Linked DNA regions of Homo sapiens: region 1 is linked to region 2. A link is a loop called in an ENCODE intact Hi-C map of the cell type or tissue named here. Cell type or tissue: A673. All regions are shown on one strand. Each heading gives the region's core, and the rest is flanking DNA. Links, peaks and the distances in the headings are about the cores only.

Evidence for each region. Peaks named below come from ENCODE experiments on the same cell type or tissue, not always from the same donor. Only the 100,000 strongest peaks of a DNase experiment are listed, where the experiment ranks them.
Region 1: a loop joins it to region 2, with 2.2 times the contacts of the local background. A loop is called at or near these places in 1 of 110 quality-filtered maps.

Annotation. Positions count from the first base shown.
Region 1 is chr4:172,861,149-172,867,994 of GRCh38, forward strand. The region is part of intron 7 of GALNTL6 (polypeptide N-acetylgalactosaminyltransferase like 6); the gene reads left to right. Among named protein-coding and RNA genes, the nearest start is that of GALNTL6-AS1, 140 kb to the left of the region's middle. In A673, for the core only: no CTCF peak of the experiment used is centred there; no DNase peak of the experiment used is centred there.
Region 2 is chr4:173,255,045-173,261,890 of GRCh38, forward strand. The region is part of intron 2 of GALNT7 (polypeptide N-acetylgalactosaminyltransferase 7); the gene reads left to right. It overlaps LOC124900812 (a long non-coding RNA gene), which reads right to left. Exons shown (of 3, transcript XR_007058367.1): 3 at 1,474-6,846. Among named protein-coding and RNA genes, the nearest start is that of MIR548T, 9.7 kb to the right of the region's middle. In A673, for the core only: CTCF peaks have their summits at 2,901 and 4,465; DNase peaks (open chromatin) are centred at 2,877 and 4,037; H3K27ac peaks cover 1,135 bases.

The DNA of each region.
Region 1 (6,846 bases), core at 878-5,877, 390 kb before region 2:
AACTTCATTTAACAGAGAATATATTTTAGAATGCACTGGGTTAGGTGAGATTTGAGGATAAGCTGGTGAGAAATAAACTTTTTGTTTCATCAGTAGGTTATGCCTAAACTCTCCTGTTTCTGGAAAAACTTTGCTGTGTAAGGGTGTTGTCTGGCTTGGTTTTTGCTTACATGTGTGTGTGTGTGTGTGTGTGTGTGTGTGTGTGTGTTCTGTCAGTCATTTGAGCCCATTTCAAAGCATCTACCCTGAAGAAACTTTCACTTCCTTGATTAATCCAGGTATAGATCATAAGGACTTGAATAAGACAACTGTGGTTACCATAATGAAATCAGTGTCTTGTTCAGATTATATAGGAAGATAATCAAGGTGGAGATTACATGTAAGAATGAGCCTGGGAGCATGCCTGCTGTGGATTTTAACTTTAGCTCAGTCCTACCAATATGGTTTGGCTATGTCCCCACCCACATCTTATCTTGAATTACAGCACCCATAATTCCCACATGTCATGGGAGGGACCCAGTGGGAGGTAATTGAATCATGGAGGTGGTTCTTTCCCATGCTGTTCTCATGATAGTGAATAAGTCTCAGGACATCTCATGGTTTTATAACGGGGAGTTCCCCCGTACACACTCTCTTGCCTGCCACCATGTAAGACATGACTTTGCTCCTCATTTGCCTTCCATCATAATTGTGAGGCCTGCCCAGCCATGTGGAACTGTGAGTCAATTAAATCTCTTTCCTTTATAAATTACCCAGTCTCAGGTATGTCCTTATTAGCAGTGTGAGAACAGACTAATATAGTAAATTGGTACCGATAGAATGGGGTGCTTCTGAAAAGAGGCCCCAAAATGTGGAAGCGACTTTGGAACTGGGTAACAGGCAGAGGTTGGAACTGTTTGGAGGGCTCAGAAGAATATAGAAAAATGTGAGAAAATTTGGAACTTCTTAGAGACTTGGAGAGCTCAGAAGACAGGAAGATGTGGGAAAGATTAGAACTTCCTAGAGACTTGTTAAATGGCTTTGACCAAAATGCTGATAGTGATATGGACAATAAAGTCCAGGTTGAGGTGGTCTAGAATGGAGATGAACCACTTGTTGGGAACTGGAGTAAAGGTCACTCTTGCTGTGCAAAGAGACTGGTGGCATTTAGCCCCTGCCCCAGAGGTCTGTGGAACTTTGAACTTGAGAGAGATTATTTAGGGTATCAGGCAGAAGAAATTTCTAAGCGGCAAAGTGTTCAAAAGGAAGCAGAGCATAAAAGTTTGGAAAATTTGCAGCCTGACAATGGGATAGAAAAGAAAAACCCTTGGGAGGCCAAGATGGGTGGATTACAAGGTCAGGAGTTCAAGACCAGCCTGGCCAATATGGTGAAAACCTCATCTCTATCAAAAATACAAAAAACTTAACTGGGCATGGTGGCATGCACTTGTAGTCCCAGCTACTCAGGAGGCTGAGGCAGAAGAATCGCTTGAACCCTGGAGGTGGAGGTTGCGGTGAGCCAACATCACAGTACTGCACTCCAGCCTGGGTGACAGAGTGAGACTTCATCTCAAAAAAAAGAAAAAGAGAAAGAAAAAACCCATTTTCTGGGGAGAAATTCAAGCCAGCTTCAGAAATTTGCATAAGTAACCAGGAGCTGAATATTAATCAACAAGACAACGTGGAAAATGTCTCCAGGGCATGTCAGAGAACTTCACAGCAGCACCTCCCATCACAGGCCCAGGAGCCTAGGAGGAAAAAATGGTTTCCTGGGCTGGGCCCAGGGCCCCCTGCTATGTGCAGCCTAGGGACTTGGTGCCCTGCATCCCAGTTGCTCTAGCTGTGGCTAAAAGGGGCCAAGGTACAGCTTGGGCTATGGAAGGTACAGGCCCCAAGTCTTGGCAGCTTCCAGTGGTGTTGAGCCTGCAGGTGCACAGAAGTCAAGAACTCAGGTTTGGAAACTTCCACATAGATTTCAGAGGGTGTATGGAAATGCCTGGATGTTCAGGCAAAAGCTTGCTGCAGGGGCAGGGACCTCATGGAGAACCTCTGCTAGGGCAGTGAAAAAGGGAAAGATGGGATCAGAGACCCCACACAGAGTCCCCACTGGGGCACTACCTAGTGGAGCTGTGAGAAGAGGGCCACCGTCCTCCAGGCCCCAGAATGGTAGATCCACTCACAGCTTCCACCATGGGCCTGGAGAAGCCACAGGCACTCAACGCCAGCCTGAGAAAGCAGCCAGGAAGGGGGCTGTACCCTGCAAATCCACATAGGCGGAGCTGCCCAAGGCTGTAGGAGCCCATCTCTTGCATCAGTGTGACCTGGGAGTGAGACATGGAGTCAAAGGAGATCATTTTGGAGCTTTAAGATTTGACTGCCCCACTGGATTTCAGACTTGCATGGAATCTGTAGCCCCTTTGTTTTGGCCAATTTCTCCCATTTGGAATGGCTGTATTTACCCAATGCCTGTACCCCCATTGTATTTAGGAAGTAATTAACTTGCTTTTGATTTTACAGGCTCAGAAGAGATTTGCCTTGTCTCAGGTGAGACTTTGAACTGTGTACTTTTGAGTTAATGCTGTGAACTGTGGACTTTTGAGTTAATGCTGAAATGAGTTAAGATATTGGGGGAACTGTTGAAAAGGCATGATTGGTTTGGAAATATGAGGAAATGAGATTTGGGAGGAGCCAGGGGTGGAATTATATGGTTTGGCTGTGTCCCCACCCAAGTCTCATCTTGAATTGTAGCTCCCATAATTCCCATGTGTCATAGGAGGGACCCAGTGGGAGGTAATTGAATCATGGTAGTGGGCCTTTCCCATGCTGTTCTCATGATAGTGAATAAGTCTCATGAGATCTGATGGTTTTATAAATGGGATGCACACAATTCCCCTGCACATGCTCCCTCTTGCCTGCTGCCATGTAAGACGTGACTTTGCTCTTCCTTTGCTTTCTGCCATGACTGTGAGGCCTCCCCAGCCATGTGGAACTGTGAGTCAATTAAACCTCTTTCCGTTATAAATTACCCAGTCTCAGGTATCTCTCTATTAGCAGCATGAGAACAGACTAATACACCTACCAACAAGCTGTTGCTTCCTAACTTAAGAATCCCAGCACATGCTTCCTTCTCAGACCCTTTCCCATTCATCTGCTCCTTATCCCCTTCCTAAAAGCACACAGTAACCCACTCATAGCATTCATCAATGCTTTCTCCCCTGTCCTAGCCAGAATCATAAATAAGTAGAATGGAGCTCACCTAGGAAGCTGAAGAACAGCTTACAGTGTTGGAAAAACCCTAAGAAAGAAGAAATAGAATAATTTGAGAAGTACTAGAATAATCTGTGAAATTAATCAAGAATGCTCTGTCCCTATTTAGAAGGTGGCATAAGAATTTTCATGTGGGTCCATTCTGCTTATATAACAGTTTGCTGTTTCCCTTGGAGAAGCCATGATATCTCTATTTCAGTTTTTTTCACTTATAATATACAGTCATCTATTTTTAGGGCTGCTTAAGATAAAATGGGAAAGTGATGATTAACAGTATTTCCAGATCCTTAAAAGAAACTTAGTTTAATCTATTAGAAATCTCAAAGTTACATGTGATGTTAAGGCATATCACATATATTAGATTGGGTTTATAGAATATTTGTTTCCTCTTTTCCTTGACATGGTCTTTGATGTTCTATTTCTATCTTTACTATGTTTGTATATATGCCTCTTATTAAAAGTATTTAAAATTATTTTGGAAGGGGACAGGTGTCAACATAAATAAAGTAAAACTTTTAGATAAAGGCAAATTATCAGGGGAACAATAGCCATAGAGTGTCACTGTTACAATTATAGTTGCATTATTGGATCTGCTTGCCTGAAAGGATTTGGGTTTTGTTATCTTCCTAGAAAAAAAAGAAGTTGAGAAACTATTAACCTTTGATAACCTTTACAATATTTTTTCAAGTTTGCCATGTGCCACCAAGGGAACATTTCCAAGCAGAGCAGAAAATTCATTAGACTTGAGTGTTTCAAATATCTATATCAAGGACAAGGACAAAACTGCTGTCATAGAGAAAAGGCTGGTGCACTAGTGCACAATAACTTCAATTTTTCTTCATCTGGGTCTAGTGACCCATTCCGTAAAAATGCCAACACTGCACTATTTGATCCAGAGGAACTGGGGTGATGACATCAAGATAAACGCTGTTTGTTCAGAAAGTCCCATGCACAGCACCACAAGACTACAGTCCTGATAATATTCACAGTCTCATTCAGTAGAGTCCAAAGTGACATCTGGTTTGGATGACTTTTGTGGAAATTTTGGCTGAAGTCTTTCTGTTTCCCAAAAGCAAAAACTTTAAATTAATGGGAACAGTAAGGTTAAATTAAGGTATATTTTATAGTAATCAGATAATATTAGACGTTTGATTAATGAGGTGAACAACAACTATAATTGTGATATCTTTATGTACCAATTTAGCTTTGCAAACTTTTAAAATATACACATAAATCACTGTTTAATTATTTTCTAAAAATACTTTAGCCCATTTTATATCACCTCCTCTGTCTCTGTCTCTTCTCTTGGCTTCTGTCACGTGATTTTGTCCTGACTTTCCTCCTGTCTCTCTCTTCTCTCCCTCATGAGCCTCTAGTTTCCTCATGCCCTGGGGCCTCTTCTGTTCTCACTCCATGTTTATCCTGGGTCTTTTCATCTGATTTTATGCTGATGGCTTTTATGTCAAATCAAACATGCCCCAAACCGAACTCATAATCTCACCTGTTTCCATGCCCGACTCTCAGTTTCAGGGAATTGCACTGCCACCTACCTGATTTCCAAAGACACAAACCTTCTAAGTGAAACCACATTTTCAATCTCTCTTTTGACTTCTTGTGATCCTATGTGCTCACAATCTCTTGGACTCTTTCCTTCTTCCCATCCTTACTGCCTTCACCTTGGATCAGGTTCTCACCCTTCCCACTTGGATGCCTGTAACAGCCTCTTAGCCTTCCCACCTAGGATACCTGTTCAGGTATCCTGCTCCAAACTTTGAATCCCAAATGTCTCCCTACATAGCCTCTCTAAAATAGAAATCTGATTATGCCATTTCCAGCTTAAACCCTTCAGTAAATCCTCGTTGATTCTGGGATGGTGTGTGTGAGTGCATATACGAGAGAGAGGAAAGAGGTGGGGAGAAAGAGAGAGAGAGAAGGAGAAGGAGCATAGGCTAGGCTTTGGTGTCACACTCTCTTGATTCAAATCCACACAACAATATGACATCAGTCAGATCACTGAAACTCTTTAACCTGAGTTTTTTCCATTGTCCAGTGGGGATAAGAACTGTATCTAACTCATAGGGCGAGTTGTGAGAATAGACTGAGTTAAAACATGCAAAGCACTTAGCCCAGTGTCTGGCATATGTTTAGATGTTGATTATTGTTGGTTATTGTTACATTACCTTACAAAGTCCAAACTCCTCAGCATTACACACGGTCCCTCCGCTCAACCAGCCTGCACTTACTGCCTCCTGACTTCACCTTTGCTCTGGCCCTCACACCCTAAGATTCTGCCATGTCCTGTGGTTTCTCCTACCTCTTGCAGTGAGGATGCTGCTGCGCTGTCTGAATTGCCCTGCCTTTTCCCTGGCCAATTCCCTCTCACCCTTCAGGGCCCTAACAAGCACATTTTTCTCTAGACCATTTTCCCTGACCCACATTCCTGTCTGTAGTATGGGCTTGTGCTATGAATTTAATAATTACTTCAATCAAAAACTTAGTGCATTCTATGTGTCAGTCCTATGGCAAATGAGAATAAATTGATGTCTGAGAATCCAGATCTTGTCCTCAGAGAGGATATAGGTTAGAGTGGAATAGCAAATAGACAGGTGTGTCTCCAAACTTCATGGAAATATGTAGAAGCGGTCCCTCATTCAGTCTTTAAAAGTCTGAGAAAGCTATCTGGAAGAAATGGAATTTTCAGAATCTTCTGAGTATGCTAATCTTGACATTCATTAATTTGTTGCCCAAAGGGAGACCCTCCTAAGAATAAAAGAGGGTGCTATTAATCATTACCCTGGGCAATAAGCATAAACCAGGACTGCCTAGGACAAAAAGGGTATAACATCCCCCCTACTTGTAGCTATGTTGTAATGAGTATGTCTGCCACCAGTGCTATAAAGTGACAAGTCTACTATGGAGTGCACTTCCTGACATAGCTTAGTAGATGCTAAGTAGGTGTTTGTGGTTTTAGAGGACAGAGGTGGGACATCTGAAGACAGTCAGAAAACCGAAGAGGGCTGGCAGGTCTCCAGAGCAAGAAGAAGCCTCTATCCTTCTGCATCAGGGCATAGCAGCATGGTGGCAGGAAGAAAAATGAGAGAGGAAAATAGGCTTCCTAAACAGCAGTAAAGTGAAATCTTCCTGGTGTTGCTGATTTGTCCATATAAGTCTCAGCCTACATCACCTGTACAATGTGGTGAGGGCAAAGGAGACGAAGGTGCACAATGCTTTCTGAGCACCTCATGTTCTTCGCCACTAAGGCCAACAGCAAAGCTTTAATTCTCCAGACAATATCAGGCTTCATCACATGGCCAGACCTCCCTATCTTTGTAACACAAGCAGGTATACCTGTGACCCATGACATTCAGCAAAATTAATGGCTTTCTCTTTTTCAGCTATAGGGAACAGGGAACATTATGACCACACAGGGAGGAAAGCATACCTTTGGAATATGGTTATCTGAACCATCCAATTGGAGTGGCAGCAGAATAAGAACACCTGAAACACACAGTTAAGTTCAGCCAGTGCTTAACATAAATTGATGCACGGGCAGAAATAAGAGGAGAGTCCTCTCTTGCACACATAGTTGCATATTTAGTA
Region 2 (6,846 bases), core at 980-5,979:
AGACAAACTGAAATTATTTTAAAAAACAGGAGTTAACTTACGTTACCCCCATTTCTACAGCAGTTTAGGGAGGTACCATATTTATTTCAGTGAGGCTACAAAAACTGGAAATCAAGGTAACTTGTTTCTCTAAACTTCCATTAGCAGAGTAGCAGCAATCTTGAATCCCTCTCTCCCTGAAGTGCCTTCTTACCCTTGATAGGTTCTAGATGGCTCCCTTCCCTTGGTGGAAACGTCCTTCTGCTGCCCAGACCTCATTTGGTTGATGAGAGCCTTCCCACTCTCTGGTTATTGTCCAAGTTGCTCTATTGACAGAGGATTTATCTTCATTTCCCCTCTCTTCATCCCTCTAGCTCTGCCACCAATGTTACAATTCACAAAGTATGCCTGATAAAAAGTTATAAACTCACGTTGCATTTATTGTATTTTCACAGACCTCTACCCCCAACTACGAATTTAGAAAAAGTTTCCTGGAGACTAGTTTGAAAAATATTTACGGTGGCACCACTAGATATCCCATAACAACCCACCCCAGTGACAGACAATTTCAGGAAAACCTTGACTCTTTTTTTCTCTCCGAATAAGTCTTTTGCCCATGGGAAACACCAACACAGAGATTAAGGGATGTTTTTTGTACCCTTTCCTCCTAGAGCATCTCAGTGTTTGAGCTAACAGTCTTTTCAAAGTATTTAGTCATTGTTCTCTGCCAAAAGGTGATCAGTTCCTTCCGAAAGACAGCCTGTGCCAATAGACCCAGACATGCTAGAGTGCAGTGTGCATGGCGGAACACACGCCCCTTTCCCTCAGTGGGTCAGCATGGTCACCTTTGGTAATTTAGCTCAGACTATTCCAGAACCATTAGATACAGGCTGTCTACTACAATATATGTTTCTTTGATGCATATTGGCTCCTGTGTGTTTGGTAAATAGGGAAATTATATCAATTCAGTGTGTAAGTTTTTGTGGTTCATAGATTTCCTCTTGCATATTAATGTTTGGAAGTGATCAGGAATAAGGTTTCTCACAGCTAAAGAGACAGCCATAAAAAATTATTTATGAAGACCTTAAGGGGAAAAAATTCTCTTCTGCAGAAGTGTTTTTATTTAGTGAAAGAAATGGGGAGTTTACCGGCTTTAAGACTCACTCACTGTAGTTGCCGCTATATTTAGCTGTCTGAAGAAGCTGCACGTGCATCCAAAGAAACTGAGAAGGAAACTGATTGATGAAGAAGGCCATCCTTGGATCATACTTTTAATTTTGGTGAAATTGCTCTGTTATTAGAAATGAATGTCTCCAAAGACCTACAAAAAGGAAAACACAAGCCTATGGGTTTTAAGTTTGCAAAGGATGGACTGTCATACGAAATGCAAAAATTAGTTGCAATTTTAACTGTGCTGATTGGTTTTGGTTTCTTTAGGGCTCTGGTCCCAAAGTTCCTAAAGTTTGTGTGGTCTGGTCATTGTCCCTATTTTTTTTTTAAGTCCTATTGCCCTCCCTCTCTCCCTCCCTCCCTCCCTTCCTTCCTTCCCGTATTTTTTTTCTGAAGTCTTTCTTTCTTTCTTTGTTACTTTCTTTGTTTCTTTCTTTCGCATACCCTTGCAAAACAGAGATTGCTAGGACTACATATACGAGGCAGAAATGCCTATAATTGCACCTAAAAGGTAGGCATAGCCAGACTGCTGGGCTTAGGGCTATGCTATGACTGCTTTGCATAATATAGCCATAATATAAAAGGAAGAATGGGAGATATTTTCTATATTTTAGATTAATAATTTACATGACACTGTCTAGCTGGTAAACCAAGCATAAACCAACACTTATATAGAAGGAATATCCCCTACCTCTCCATTTATTGTAGAAGCAGAGCATCTATTCTGAAAAATAGACGACTCTCAATAGACAGCAAGGATTACATATGGCCACAATGGGGAGAAACTTGGCCCAGTTTAGAGCCAGGACTCAATTTTGCCATAGTCGGCTATAAAACTCCAGATGACTTCACTCTTTACATTTACACATGTAGATCTTTACCTCTGGAATATCTGGTAAAAGGACCTGCGTTGGAGAGAAGGCAATCTTTAAAAGTAGTTGAACCAGGCTAGAGGCAGTTAGGGGAGGCTTCCTTCCTCTCATTCTGAGTTTAAAATTGACTTCAACTCCTTGATCTATAGGAATCATTTGTGACAGTTTCCCCATGGTTAAGGCAAGTCATTGGAGAGAGCTGTAAAGCAAGATCATAAGCACCAATTTTTTTTTCTTCAGAAAGGATTGTAGAAGTAGTAATATGAATAATGGTTGAATAATTGTTATATAACTTCTTGAATGCACTTATAAATAAGTTAATTATCTTTGCTCATTTTAAGCTGAATATGTAAAAGGTACACTTGGTATATCATAAATAGATTTAGTCTTTCATCATTTTTGCAAGATACAAGTTGAAAGTGCTAAGAAGGAAAAAGGGCTTAGCACCAAAGCCAAGCTAATTACATGAGTTAAAATTATATAAATAATATAGTTTAATTACATTCAGTAAACTTTTAGTCTGTCCCTGGGAAATGACCTGTAGCTTTGCTTCCCTCTTCACTGAATCCTAGGGGAGATTCCACTCTTCAAAATGTAGCTATTGTATAGGAGGTAAATCACATTTTTAATAGCCTGGTGACTTATTTTAGAATGAACCCTGCCATTTTAATCAAATGGAAAATATTCGTGCATTCTCCAGAGTAGAAAGGCCCAGTGAGCGAACTAAAACCATGATAAGGGCTCTAGAGAAAGATTTGAGAATCTAAACTCCACATTCTTAAGACCCTGGAGATTCACAAGTGTCACTTTAAAGGAAAGTGTTGTAGTCTTCAGTAGAAGGATGTACTTCAACTTTTGTGAGGCAGGAGCTCCCTCCAGAGTCCACACGTGGTAAGCTGCAGGCCTGCTGGAGTGGGTCCCCATCCAAGGAAGATATTTAAGGCTGATTTCTTCTCCCAGTGAGATTGAGTTGGGGAAGGGGTATTAAAGGAGGACAGAGAAACTCTCTTGAAAGCTTCTATTGAAGTCTGTGTAAACACAACTACTTAAGAAAGCAGCCTTGGGTATTCTTATTTAAATCAAATACAAAGAAGAATCTATCTATCTTCTGGGCAGACAATAATGTAACCTAGACTAGAGTTTGGTTGGTTCTTGACCTCATATCTTCTGTCATTGTGGTACTAGTCTCTGGCTCCAGGGTCATATGCCAGATGTTGAGGCTGATGAGTGGAAGGGCTGGAATTAACAGTGTGCTAAGGGTGTGCACCAGTAGACATAGAGTGGCCCAGAAAGGGTTCAGCCCTAGTGTACTTATTTACACTTGTTTATATGGTTTTCAGGAATACTTCTCGATCACTTCAAATGAGGTCTAAGCTGTGTCTTCCACTTCCACATAATTAACTCTGTTGCTGTGACTGCTGCTTTTCTTATCTCTCTGTTGCAGCAGCTGATGGAGATGGGGGGGCCTCAGTCAGTGACAGTAAGGATCAGCAGCATCACTGTCCCTGTGTTACACCTATATGCCTAGCAGTATGCTGGGTTTTTAAATGTACTATCTCCTGTGCTTATAACCATACTGAGATAGTATATTTTCAATTTCACTATATTTTTGGATGATGAAAGTGAGGCTCAGAGAACTAGAAAACTTGCAGGTCACGTAACTCGAAGATGGAGATCCTGGGACTCAAATTCTGGCATATACACCCATTGCCTTGTTAGGGATGCTAACAGCCAAGAGGTTGTGTTCCAGTTTGCTACAGGACATTAACTTCTTTTTACAGGGAAAGTTAGAAAAAGGTAAAAGGCAAAGGTTTAGTGTGTCATTATTGCAGAATTTTTTCTTGCCTCCTAAGACAGGGTTTCACAATCTCGGCACTTGACATTTGGGCCAGATAATTCTTTGTTGACAGTTCTTTGTCCTGTACATTGTAGGATGTTTAGCAGCATCTGTGGCATCTACCCACTAGATGTCAGGAACACACACATCCGCTTCCACCTCCCTAGTTGTGACAACCAGTTCTCCAGATGTTGCCACATGCCCCCTGGGGGGCAAAATCACCCCTGATTAAAAATCACTGCTGTAAGGGGTTAATTGAGGTAATGTTATGGGAGGAGGGTGTGACACAATGAAAATAACAGAGATGGATTTATAGGATTAAGGGGAAGAATTGGAACAGATTGATGAAATGGGACAAATAGATAGGAAGACTTTGTCCTAAGATGAAGATAGTTGTTAGATTAGTGGAGGGGGTTACATGCAGGTTCACAGGCTCCATCATGGCAGATCTGAATATTGTTGGTGGTAGTACAGTAATCATTCATGGATGCATTTATAACTCTTTCTCTCTTCTCCCTCCTCCCGCTTTTTTTTTTTTTAATAACAAATACCGGGAGTGGAGAAAAAAGATCCAATCCTGCTATTTCTCTAGTTCTACCTTTTGGCCAGTTGGTGGCCACTGAGGGCGTTTCAGAATTTGGTGTATATTTGTCCAAACTTTATTCTGAGTTATATTAAACTCATTCTCCTCTTGAATTATCCTCCTTATTTCTTATTTCCATTACTTGGTTTTGTTTTTTGTTTTGTTTTTGAGAGAGAGCGTCTCCCTCTGTCGCCCAGGCTGGAATGCAGTGGCACGATCTCAGCTCACTGCAACCTCTGCCTCCTGGGTTCAAGTGATTTTACCACCTCATCCTCTCCAGTAGCTGGGATCCCAGGTGCCCGCCACCACGCCCAGCTAGTTTTTGTATTTTTAGCAGAGACGGGGTTTTGCCTTGTTGGCCAGGCTGGTCTCGAACTCTTGACCTCAGGTGATCCACCCACCTCAGCCTCCCAAAGTACTGGGATTACAGGCGTGAGCCACCATGCCCGGCCCATTTCTTGTATTTTTAATTAGAAGAATTGCTAATACCTGTGGGGGGAAATTATTTGAAGTAACAAGAAAAATATCAATCATGCTTATTTTATTAACCTTCAAAGACAATTTTACAGTATACTTATCAGGACTATTATAAGAAATTCACTTATAAATATTGTAGTTACATACCATCGAATGCCAGAATGAATTATACAAAGGTAAAGTACGTAACAATACTATGAGTCCTTGCTCAGTGTCTTCAATAGGTTCAGGAAGAAGATGTACAATGAAGCTAATTTTACCATAGGCAAATTGATATTGTTGACTGAAGGAAAAAAATTTAAGCTTTTAAATAATTAAAGTTAGTTCTATTTGGAAGTCTTACTGAGGACTATAGACTGAGGCTTATAACCCAGAAGCAATTCTGTCAGGCTGTTTTAAGGCAGTATTTTAGTTTATGGTTTACATGTAGGTGGTGAAGATTTAATATGTGTAAAATTATATCTAAGTTTCAGTGTAAGAGTATATTTGGTGATAGGTTATAGAAGTATAATCATTAATTTTGTCAAATGTTATTTTATGTATAGGAAAAGACAAGGACTAGGATCATTGATCTTTTAAGAAATGTAGTGACTGAGGCAAGAGTTGTGGTGGGGCCATGTGTTTTATTTTGTTTTGTCTTTAAAGTATTTTTTACAGAGCTGTATGTCATCACTGAATCAAGAGCTTTGTGAAATTATGTTGGCAAGTAGAAATGAGCATGCCTTTTTATGTTTGTTATTGTGCCTTACAACATAAACAAGAGTCAAGTTCCTATGGCATGTTTCTGGTCACAAAAATATCACCAAACTTCTAAGTAAGGACCAAAATACTTCTAATATTAAATATTGAAATAAATGTGAAGTATGCATACATTTAATAAATATTAATAAAAACAAGTAAGATGATGATTTACTCAATTTTTGGTGAACCCATGAGTGATGGTACTCATAGTGGTGGTGAATTTAATCAACGAGTAAACGTTTACGAAGCGAAAATTGTCAGGAGTACCTTCCACCACCATGCAGTTCAAAAACAAGCAATAACAAATGTGGGGAGCTTGCTGAGCGCTTCTGTCCCACATCATTTATTGTCCTGCATCTGTATAATTGTCGTCTACATTACACATTTTTATTTCACAGTAATTTGTATTTATTCATATAATTTGCAATCCACTCATTCCAGTTTAGGGTGGTGTGCAGCCAGAACAAATTCTGGCTGCTGAAAACACAAGATGGGCACCCTCCCTGGCCAGGACGCCATCCTATCACAGGTGTACTCAGACACACCCATACTCATTCACCCTAGGCTATGTAGACACAGCATTTCACCTAATGGGCACAGCTTGGGGATGTATATCCAGAGAAAACCCATGCAGACAAGGGAAGGGTGTGCAAACTCTACCCAGACAGTGGCATCAGTTTTTTTTTGTTTTTTTTTTTCTCATCAGCATTAAAACAAAACAAGGTTGAATGAGGCAATGTTATTCAAGGACCTGCACTACACTTATTTAATAACTTGGCTTGTCAGAGCTTACAGAGCACCCTTTAACGTGCTTAAAAAATAGATAGCTACAGCTGGGCATGGCAGCTCACGCCTGTAATCCCAGCACTTTGGGAGGCCAAGGCGGGTGGATCACCTGAGGCCAGGAGTTCGAGACCAGCCTGGCCAACATGGTGAAACCTCATCTCTACTAAAAATAAAAAAAAATTAGCCAGGTGTGGTGGCACGCACCTGTAATCCCAGCTTCTCAGGAGGCTGAGGCAGCAGAATTGCTTGAACCCGGAAGGTGGAGGCTGCAGTGAACTGAGACTGTGCCACTGTACTTCAGCCTGGGGGACAGAGCCAGACTCAGTCTCAAAAAAAATTTAAAAAATAAAAAATAATAGATAGCTGCAAATAATTAGGCTTTTATTTATGTCAGTTAACTA